2 separate regions of the Homo sapiens genome follow, and region 1 is linked to region 2. A link is a contact called in ENCODE Hi-C data. All regions are on one chromosome and are shown on one strand. The core of a region is the stretch at or near the end of the contact, and the rest is flanking DNA. Distances in the headings are between cores, read along the strand shown. Region 1 has its middle 170 kb from the start of LINC01832. Region 2 holds the start of NXPH2 (neurexophilin 2).

Region 1 (5,286 bases), core at 1,350-3,849, 510 kb after region 2:
TTTACAAGCTGTCCTTTTGTGAGGAAGATTTGCAACTGTAGAGGAAATCTACATAAGTGAAGTTGACAGTGAATACAAACAGGCTTTCTCTGAGCCCCATCCCTTATCTGCCTTTATCCACATCTAGAAAAGATTAACTCACAAACAAAGGAGACTAAAACTTTTTCCTCAGGCTCCTATCTATACCAAGAGCTGCTACCAATGAGCTTTCATCTGCATAATAAGAAAAACTTTGCTTGCCATTGTCAACCTGAAATAATTGACAGGATCAGAACCCAATTTTAAAAAGTTTATTTAAGTGAAAAGCTGAGAATAACTATCCAAGAAACATGGACTCCTGAGAAATGGGGTCAGTGCTCTGAAGTTAAAAGTTAAGTTCTTCCTTATATTAGCAGAAAACAAGGACAGTTAGTAGGATTATAACATTTTCTATATAAGCCTCGTTTATGAGTTACAACTAACTTTTTTTTAACAGCTTGTTTTCATATCCTTTCCAATTTAAAAGCATATTTAATGTTCCATCTTAGACAATGTGACAGTAATGAAGTCTTTGTGTAAGAGAGGAAAGAGGAAAGTTAATCTACAATGAAGATCAACAGTGAACAGGGAAGGGGTCTTCTCTGGCAACCTTCTGTCATTTACCACATTTTATAAAACACTGTAGGTAAAGAAAAGGCTAATTGATAACCAAAACAACAAAGATTACAGCTGCCTGCGTTACAACTGCCTGTCACATGACTCAGGTCCCATAATCACATTCCCTTAAGGCTCAAAATATCTGAAAGTTCCAACAGCTTAGATTCTGAATTACTTGTTTTCACACCATGCTTTCCTCCCATCATTCTCTTGGAATGCCACCTCCTCCCTCCTCTAGAAGCCTCAAGCCCCTAATCTTTCTGTCCCCTCAGGATGGTGTAAAAACTTCAGCCATCTGTTCTGTCCTTTGAATTTCATGTTTGCAAGGCTCCTATGTTCATGTATGTATAAATATATTTGTGTGCCCTTCTCCTGTTAATCTGTCTATTTTAAGTTTGGTTTATAGAATAAAGTTATCAAACCTTCAGAAAAGGGAGGGAAGGAAATTCCTTTTGCTCCTACAGTTTAATATTAGTCTTTTTGTAATAAAAAAAATCCTAATTTTTTTTTATTGTAAGCAGACCTTCCCTGTCTGCTTACAATTTTAATATTTCAAGGTGGATTTTCTCAGACTAGAGGTAGAAGCAGCACAGAGCTATTATGCTGATGATTCACGTTTTTGACTCTTGGGTTACACATTTATTTAATTATCATGATCAAATATTTACTTTTGTGGAAGTTCCCTGACGAGAAGGCTTAGTTCTTGCCCTCTGAGAGCTAGAGAAAAATCTAACAAATCTGATACAGGTTACTTTCCCAGATCCTGTGTTTGAATGCTGTGGAAAGAAACTACTAGGTATACCCAAATATTCTAGATGATTAAAAAAAAAGTTCAAAAACCCCTGAATCTCGCGAATCTTCTCAGAACTGTTAACAGCTATTGTCTTGATAATTTTTTATTTTATTTTTTACTTTATGGTTTTAGAGTAATTTTGTTTTTCCCCAAAAAACAGGGTTTATTTGCCTGATAACAAATAACTCTCCACAAGAATGAAGGTTTTGATCAATAGGAGTTTTATTACCTGGCCCAAGTAAGGAGAACACTGAGAGTATTCTCCAAAGCACTGTCTCCTCGAGGGAAAGTGACAAGAGGATTATATGGGGCAATATATAGGGAGAGGGTGCGTCACCACATGTAGAGGAGGGGTTCCAGTTGTGCAGAAGCAGCCAGTGATTATGCCAGTTCACAGGTTGCATGTTAAGGTAATGAAGCTACTGCTTCTCCCAGGTGGAGACTTCAGCATGGTAACAAGGGAAGTTCACTCAGACTCATCTATAAGTTGCTGGGGTCTGTCAGGAGCTGGTTCCAATCAACAAGGTAACTGCATTCCACATAGGGTTTGGAAAAAAACAGACTTCAGGGCAGAAGGCAGTAAAACAGGCTGATTGCTAAAGTTGATTAAATTCCTATAATCCCTGGAGACCTTCCCTGTCTGCTTACAATTTCAAAATTTCAAAGTTTCTTTTGCTTATGATAACCCAAGTTCTATGAGGTAAGAAGGCTTGTTTCTAAACATAATTTGTCAGAAGTGGCAGCAAGAAATTAAATAACTTGTATATGTAATCACCTGATGTGTTCATCTTGCCTGCTTCCCAGAAAACCTGATGCACTGAGAACAGCCTTTTGCAATAGAGAAGGAGTTTAGTAAACTCAGAACTGCCTAAGTTGAAGGACAGGCATTTTATTATTGCTTAAATCAGTCTCCCTAAAAATTTGGAGGCTAGGGATTTTTAAGTATAGTTTGGTGTGCAGAGGGCAACGGAATGGGGAATACTGATTAGTTGGGTTGGGGATGAAATCACAGGGAGTTGGAGCTGAAACTACATTTGCAAAATTATGGCTGAGTCAGTGAAATAGATCTAACTTAATCAACTCTATCCTGTTTCTAACCTCCAAGCTGTCCGTGTTCTTTCCTGGGCGTATGCTGAACTTACTTTGGGAGAAACTTGGTTTATAGCTTATAGTTTAGGACAAAGACAGTAACAGCCCTTTCCCAGGGCAGACTTCCTTCTTGCCTGGGGACTAGATTGCCTTTGTAGAGCTAACATTAGCCACAAGATTAGAAATTATGGTTTATGACTCATGAAGCTGGAGGCTACATGATTCTGGCCCTCCCTAAAGTGCTCCTAAGATCAGTGCTTGAGCTATTTTGCAGACCCTGCACTTGATGGATCACCTGGCACCACCCAGATTGATCAAGTGGCTCATCTGATTTTGTGGCCCCCACCCAGGAACTGACTCAGTGCAAGAAGACAGCTTTGTCTCCCTATGATTTCATCCCTGACCAATCAGCAGTCCTGGCTCACTGTGTTTCCCCCACCCACTAAGTTGTCCTTAAAAACTCTGCTCCCTGAATGCTCAGGGAGACTGATTTGAGTAATAATAAAATTCTGGTCTCCTGCACAGCGGGCTCTGCATGAATTACTCTTTTTCTATTGCAATTCCCCTATCTTGATAAATTGGCTCCGTCTAGGCAACAGGCAAGGTGAACCCCTTGGGCAGTTATAGAGGAGCTTGACTTCTTGTACTGAGTCAGTTCCTGGGTTGGAGCTTTAGCTTTTGAGACCAGATAAACCAGGTTACCAGCCTGGGTGGTGCCAGCTGGTCCATCACAATGCAGGCTCTGAAAAAATGTCTCAAACACCAATCTTAGGTTTTATAATAGCAATGTTACCTATGGGAGCAACTGGGGAGGTGAAGAATCTTGTGGCCTCTGGCTGCATGACTCCTGAGCCATAATTTCTAATCTTGTGGCCAATTTGTTAGTTTCAAAGGAAGTCTGATCCCCAAGGAAGGAAGGGGTTTATTTTAGGAAGGGACTGTTATTGAAAGACAGGACTAGCTGGATTTCCTAGGCTAAGAATCCCTAAGCCTAGCTGGGAAGGTGACTACATCCACCTTTAAACACGGGACTTGCAACTTAGCTCACACCCCACCAATCAGGTGGTAAAGAGAGCTCACTAAAAAGCTAATTAGGCAAAAACAGGAGGTAAAGAAATAGCCAATCATCTATTGCCTGAGAGCAAGCTGGAGGGATAATGATCAGGATATAAACCCAGGCATTCGAGCCGGCAACAGCTACCCTCTTTGGGTCCCCTCCCTTTGTATGGGAGCTCTGTTTTCACTCTATTAAATCTTGCAGCTGCACTCTCTTCTGGTCCGTGTTTGTTACGGCTGGAGCTGAGCTTTTGCTTGCCGTCCACCACTGCTGTTTGCCGATGTCGCAGACCCACCGCTGATTTCCATCCCTCTGGATCCAGCAGGGTGTCTGCTGTGCTCCTGATCCAGGAGGCGCCCATTGCTGCTCCTGACTGGGCTAAAGGCTTGCCATTGTTCCTGCACAGCTGAGTGCCCGGGTTCATCCTAATTGAACTGAACACTAGTCTCTGGGTTCAATGGTTCTCTTCTGTGACCCACGGCTTCTAATAGAGCTATAACACTCACCGCATGGCCCAAGATTCCATTCCTTGGAATCCGTGAGGCCAAGAACCCCAGGTCAGAAAAAACAAGGCTTGCCACCGTCTTGGAAGCAGCCCACCACCATCTTGGGAGCTCTGGGAGCAAGGACCCCTCTCCTTCCCCCCACCGCCCCACCCCACCCCACCCGGCCCCACCGTAACATTATCATCTTTGTTTTGAGGTTAAGCTATAAACTAAATTCCTCCCATAGTTAGCTTGGCCTACACTCAGGAATGAGCAAGGGCAGCTTAAAGGTCACAAGCAAGATGAAATTAGGTCACATTACTTTCACTGTCACAATTTTTGCCGAGGTGGTTAGATACAGAGTCTTACAGCTAATAGGAGAGTAGTAACAAAGTCTCTATGCAAATTTGAGGCACACAGATTATATGAATCAACTTGTATAAACAAATGGAAAAAGGGCATATTACAGCAAGTTGTATCCATAAACTAAAGAACCTGTAGATACAGAGTGTAGGTTTCATCCTTCATATTGAATGCTTTACAGTCTACATTTTTAGGACTCATGTATGTTATTTTCCCTCTGTGTAATTTCCTGCCTGATCAGTATCTCTGGCCTCTTGAAGTCTTGGTAGAAGTACTGAAGAAATGCAAACAACCCTGCTTTCTGAAAGTGAAGTGATAAGTTACTTACTATTTATTTTGATGAAGCTGGTCTAGGGAAAAAGTGCTTCAGAAATGTGTACTCTATGGGATACACAGGCAACAATGTGTATGTGATGTGTGTGTGTTTGTGTGTGCATATGTATTGCATATATGGCATACTTTTCTTACCCTAAAACTCGTGGTTAAACTTTTGTTAAAATAAAGACATCAAGTTTGTGAAGAAATATGATATATGCTGAAGATCTGTAAAACTGAAAAGAAAAAAATAAAAAGAGTGCTGCAGCGAATCAGCCAAAAAGCGAAGAAACATGTGAATCTTAGTCTAGGACTCCACTGACTTGAAGACAGTATTCATGTATGTTAGGCCTTTAGTAACACTCTGCCTAAAGAAAAGAAGGCCCAGAAGACTGAGTCTGGAAATACAGAAGAGGGATACGTTTTGCATAGCATGGTTTTAGAGTCAGAGCCAGAAGGAATGAGTGGAAGGTACTGAGAGACAGATTTAGGTTTACATATAAAATAATTTTCTAACAAATATTATTGCATTCATGAGAGTATTCTGT
Region 2 (5,598 bases), core at 1,411-3,910:
ACTGTAGTCTGTACAGCAAAATTTGGGAGGAATCCAGAAAGATCAGTAGTTATTTTATAAATAAACACAGTAATGCCAGACTTAGGTTAGTGGGGCTGTTAGGCTTCTCTTTTACCTGGCCTGATCACTGGGGCACGAAAGTTCGCTACTGTTTTTTAGCTTTTAACTTGGAATTCAACATCCCTCAGCATGTTTCTTTGTAAGAATACTTAGTGTTACTAGGGCACATGTCTGAGTTTAACTTCCACTTTTAAACTTTATGTAGTTTCTCAAAAGAACAAAAATGATCTAAGAAATATGAACAAATTGAAGGAAAAAAGTGAACTATTCCAGTAATTAAACAACTTTGTTATTTATTTCAATAATGTGTTAAATCATGCCCTCCTCATTTACAAAGCCTGTGATAGCTGAATGGCAAACTACCAAAGTACCAAATGGAGACAGGACCTCACCTTCTGGCTCTATAAATGAGTCAGCTCAGCTCAGGCAGAGACACCAAGTCTAAATGAGGTAGTGCCTCTTGCAAAGCGGTTAGCCTCTCTCCTCTTCGAGCTGTACCTCTTCAGAAAGGGGTTCCTCTGTTTCTGCAAAACCCTTCCTATTATGTCCGTTTTGTTTCGAAAAGGTTGTCTGTAAATAAGATGCAGCCCTATCCAGGGACGCAAAGTTGGGCAAAATCAACCAATAGAGATCCTTCCAGTTTTTGAAATCCTCTTATTTGTGCTTTTGGGACAGAATAATTTACTAGAACTGGTAGAACAGGGCTCTAAGCCTTGGTAAAGAGGGAATTTTTGTAGGGATGAGGAGTGGAATGGGTGAGATATAGATTTGGATATGCAAATAGTGGTTTTGTTTTTGAGTCTGTTGCAAGGCAAAAGGAGAGTCTGAGATCAAGCAGAAATGGGATGCAGCTGGTGCATCCTTTACCATGGAACCCCCAGTCAGGCTTAGCAAGGGTTTAGGGAGGATGCATGCCCCTTGCTTGCCACTCTCCCCCCCTACAGGAAATGGAGTTGTACTGGAAAGATACCCTACCTGCAGGCTCAAGGACAACACACTCTCAAATTCACACTGGGATCCCAGAACACTCTGGAATAACCTCCCTCCCCATCTGCACAATCTTGGCACACTCAGTGAAAGGAATAGTAGGATTTTGCCCTAGTCAAAGCAATCCTCCTGCCTTTGAAACCTAGGACCAAGGCTGCTCTGCTTCAACCGCTAAGATTTAACAACCCTCCTTCATTTCTATTTTGGGGTGGGGGTGGTAAGCAGAGGAGAAGGAAACTTTTTTTTTTTTGTCCAAAAATTACAACTTAATCTGTGCTTTTTGTTGGGTTTATTTTTTAAAGCCTAGAAATCAATTGCAATTCTACTCCCTTGCTTCAACATGGTTTTCTTCTCTAAGAGCTTTGCGTTTCTAGATGTAAGAAGCATTCTCGCCTTGGGTATTCTGTCGGAGCAACTGCCTAAAGTCTCATCCTTGGAGAAGTGAATGTATCTCTCTGGACCTTAGGTTTCCCACCTGTTCAATAAAGGAGTGACGAATGACGCCCAAACTCTGATCTACCGTAAAAACAGTGCAGGTCTGTGAGCCCCATTGCCTTTGATTTTTCCACTCGAGTGTCCAGCACAAAGATAGTAAAAGGTTAAGGATCTCTCCAATGGCGAGTTGTTAACACGGAGGTCGAGGCTCACAGGCATCAGGTTTGCACCTTCGCCCGTCCGCAAAGATACCCCTCTCCAATATTTCTGAAGTCGGAGGCTGTGGTGGGGTATCCTGCCTTTATTCTGCTTCTCCAAAGCCCGGGCAGAAGGTCTGGGAGCAACTTTGTCTGTCTTCAGGACACCTAGCTGTCTATACCATCCCCAAACCGGAGTAAACCAGACATCACCTAGCTCCGTTTCTCACAGTTCTGCTCCTGGTCCCTCGAGGTCCCCATTACTCCCCAACCCCAGAAATCCTTCCAGCCGCACCAGGCGCACTTTGTACCCCTTACCCGCGGCTCTGCGAGCTTGGCGCTGCGGCAGAGTAGGGCACTCTCCCAGGGCGTCCTGGGCTCCAGCCTCACCTCCCCGCCCCAGCCTTTTCCGTTCGCAGCTCCCCACGCCCCGCCCCAGGACTCTGCAATCGCCTTCCCCTCCTAAACTCTCTGGGCGCTCTCCAGGCGGGCGCACTCTTTCTTGCAGCCACCCAGGGAGAACCTTTTCTTCCCCTCATCCCCAATCTCCCCAGCCAAAGCGAGAGCCAGTCAGTTGGCAGGGCGCTTGGCACAGTGGAGCCTCTCGGACCGGCCTTCTGCTGGGCGGGGGTGGGAGGAGGCACCCGGCCTCTCGGGGCTCTGGGGCACCGGCTGGCCAGGCGTGCTCAGCTCGGCCAGGCATCCGCCCGGCGGGATCGGATCTGGAGGGCAGCCTCGCACTGAACCCATCACCCAAGCGCCCGAGCCGCCGCCTCCCTCCCGCAGGCGCCCCACGCGCTCACCCCAAGCCCGGCCAAGCGGGAGAGTCCAAGGCGCGACTGAAGCCCCCCGCCGCGTGCCGGAGCTCGAGCTGCCCCGCAGGCTCTTTGCCGGCCCCCTCCGAGGAGGGGCGCGCGGGGGGCCGGGAGAGGCACCTCCGGTCCGCCCACCCTCCCCCTTCCCTGCCCGCCCACCCGGCCAGAGCTGCGCGGCACGGCGCAGCGCTCGGATTCCGGGAGGGAAGCGCCGCGCTGTGTCCCTGGCGTCCTCAGTCCTGCCCCGCGAAGTGGAGATGCGCGAGAGGCAGGCGAGGGCGCGCAGCTCGTGAAAAGCCGCGCCAGCCGGCACCATGCGCCTGCGGCCGCTGCCCCTCGTGGTGGTCCCTGGCTTGCTGCAGCTGGTGAGTGCCCGGCCCGCGCGCCGTCCCACACGCCGGGGACGCGTTTCGGCGGGAAAACCGCGCAGGCGGCTGACTTGGAGCCCAGCCTGGGCCTGCTTGGGAAGTGGGGTTGGGGGCGCGCGGAGGGCAAGGAGTTTTGGGTTGCCTTAGAGGTCGAAAGGGAAGAATTGAAGAACGGAATAGACGGGATCTACAGGCGACTCAGGGGCTTAGCACGGGTTGGGACTTGAGCGCTGGGGTAAAGTAGGCAGAAGGTGGCCGGGAAGTAGGTCCGGGAGAAGGAAGCGGTTTATTGATAAGCGGTCAAGGAGAGGAAGGAAAGTAAATTGATAGGATGAGAAGGGGCAGAAAGACCTTCCTCCTGTTCACAGTTTGAGAGGCTTGGTGGTGTTTATTTTTCACGTGGTGTTTTGCCCAGATGCACACAGACACTTCTCCCAAAGCACAGCATAGTGCATGCATCCTCGTTCTCAGAGCCAGGTAGTGGCGCCTTGCTGGGAGAAAACTTAGGCAAAATACGGATTTGGGGGACAGCTTGGATTTCTCTTCGTTTTCCGTCTGGCGCTAGGGACTGGGATGGGGCTTTCTGCCAGCTGGGGACACAAGATATAACTTTCATGCCCAGCTCCGCGCAGGAGCCCCCTCTCGGGCATCTCGAAGCTGTCTTTTCAGGGAGACCGCCCGCCTGGTCTGGGTGGCTCGGAGGCGCTGAGGAATAAGAAACGTATTAAAATGTGGTTTGGGGTTCGCGTTGTCACTCTCTTCTCTCTTCCCGCGAGGCGCCACGCTCTCCTCCTCCTGATATACGCCTATGTTCTATATGCATGGCTAATTATAGTTGAGGGAAAACCAAAGTAAGATCTTCAAGAAGAAACTTTTAAAGTAAAATTACAGAAGGGGAGTGCTTTGGCTGGGTCAGCATCTGTGATGGATTTCTTCTGGTCACTTAGCTCTTGCCTTGTTAGGGTGCTATTAAGAGGGCTTTCTCCTGATGCCATAGTTTCTTTGGTCCTCATACTTAAGACTTTGCCCAAGCACTTAGAAGATGACAGTCTCTTCTCTCTCGCTCGCTCTCTCTCTCGTTCTCTTTGTCTCTTTCTTTTCCTATTAGGGGGAAAATCAAGTAACTTTGAAAGTTTATGATATGTATGATATTGTTAAGGCAGAGGCACTTTGCAAGTTCTGAGGGTGGAAGGAACTCTAAAAGGTGGAGAGACCTCTGAGATGCCCGTGGTCCATGCTTGTTACGGTGGAGATTAGCTTCACCTGCACAGCGTTAACTCAGAAACTCTTCAATGGCATCAAGAAGAAAATGCAATGATATGCCCAAATATCCTTGAATGAGCCATCACATACTGGCTATCTACAATACTCCATGTTAAAATACATTTTACATCTTAGGCATTATGAATCCAAAATATATGCCACATTAATCTTTAGTATCCCTTGCTTTAAAATTTTTTAGTCTGGATTCTAATAAAAGGTGATCTAACAAAGCAGCATTTGTATGGTGTGTGTAAGGAAAAGCCTGGGGAAATCAGGTGTTTATGTGGGGTCTTCAGAATATCTTCACGAATCTTAGTTCATTAATTTTGCATTTAATAAATATGAACTGTGTATCTGCTCCGTAAGCAGTGTGATAGGCTCTTAAAGATGAGAAAATATATTTGGGCACGTGTCGGGGAAAAGTTCTTCTCCCAGCTACTATATTGGAAATGTTAGATATTTTTTTTTTCCACACCGCCATAGTCAGTAAGGAATAGGAAATACATCTTGAAGGGATTATATGCTCTCCTTAAGAGCTAGATTCTAATATTACAGCATGGACTGATGGATTTGCTTTTAAAAAAGCTTATGTCAAATTCTAATCCATTTTGGGATTGTGCTTGGGTTGTAATGTTTTTCTCCTGGAGCACTTTATCATGGTAAGTGAGGTAGGGAGCTGCAGCCCTGTTGATAAGCACACATTCCTTACGCTGCCATCCCTTCGGACAATAAAAGGCTGTTTACATTCTCCACATTCTTAGAGCTGTTGCCAGCCTTATAACACAAGGGGGTTAGAATGTGAAAGGAAAACAGAGTGGCTGAGCATATCTAAATTGAAATATTCCCCAATCCCAGCATATGCCCTACTCCAGTAGGTGTCAAAAAGGACAGATCATGATTTGCTCATTTGGATGGCTCATAGTTTTGTTCTACCTTTTTCAGCTGATATTGAACTTCTTTGTTAAATCCTAACAGCAAGGGGATAAAATATTTTCTAGATATGAAACTAGTCATTTACTTTTCTAGGAACCATATGTACTAAAAAAATCTGCCCTTTGCTGACATAAGGCTTTTTTTTTTTTTTTTTTTTTTTAATTTTTTGGTGAGGGAGGAGTGAAGTTACCTTATTGTCGAAATTGGATTTTACTTTTCTATCTGCACTGCCAGCCTGAAGAACATACTTATAAAAAATATTAAATATTTTAAAAGAATAATAGATTCATTTGGGCATATTGAACATTTAGTGATATGAAAATTACCTGTTTGTTTCTGAAAGCAGTCACAGGGAATTGAGCCCAAATAAGTCACTAACTATGGTTATATATAACATATATAATATACACGTATATATAATACAGTCACAATAACTAGAATTTTTTTACCTGTTTATGTGATATTTAAAACTTCTAAGAAAACAGTAAGCGGAATTGATAAATACTGCAAGTAGGCTAGGAAGAATGTATGTCTCTTACC

Evidence for each region. A loop is a pair of places that touch in the nucleus more often than their neighbours do. Pooled maps may share reads with other maps.
Region 1: a loop to region 2 is called in a map of Calu3, with 2.5 times the contacts of the local background. The contact joins the enhancer-like site here to the promoter of NXPH2 in region 2. A Hi-C loop is called at or near these places in 2 of 168 maps with a recorded cell type or tissue (Calu3 and GM12878) and 1 of 50 pooled maps.

Annotation. Positions count from the first base shown.
Region 1 is chr2:138,272,089-138,277,374 of GRCh38, reverse strand. No RefSeq gene overlaps it. Among named protein-coding and RNA genes, the nearest start is that of LINC01832, 170 kb to the right of the region's middle. Within about 2 kb of position 2,599, at least 3 of the 41 ENCODE cell types and tissues checked have a DNase peak (open chromatin) inside an H3K27ac peak, as active enhancers do.
Region 2 is chr2:138,777,452-138,783,049 of GRCh38, reverse strand. It overlaps NXPH2 (neurexophilin 2), which reads left to right and starts at 2,660. Exons shown (of 2, transcript NM_007226.3): 1 at 2,660-2,859. The coding sequence starts at 2,809.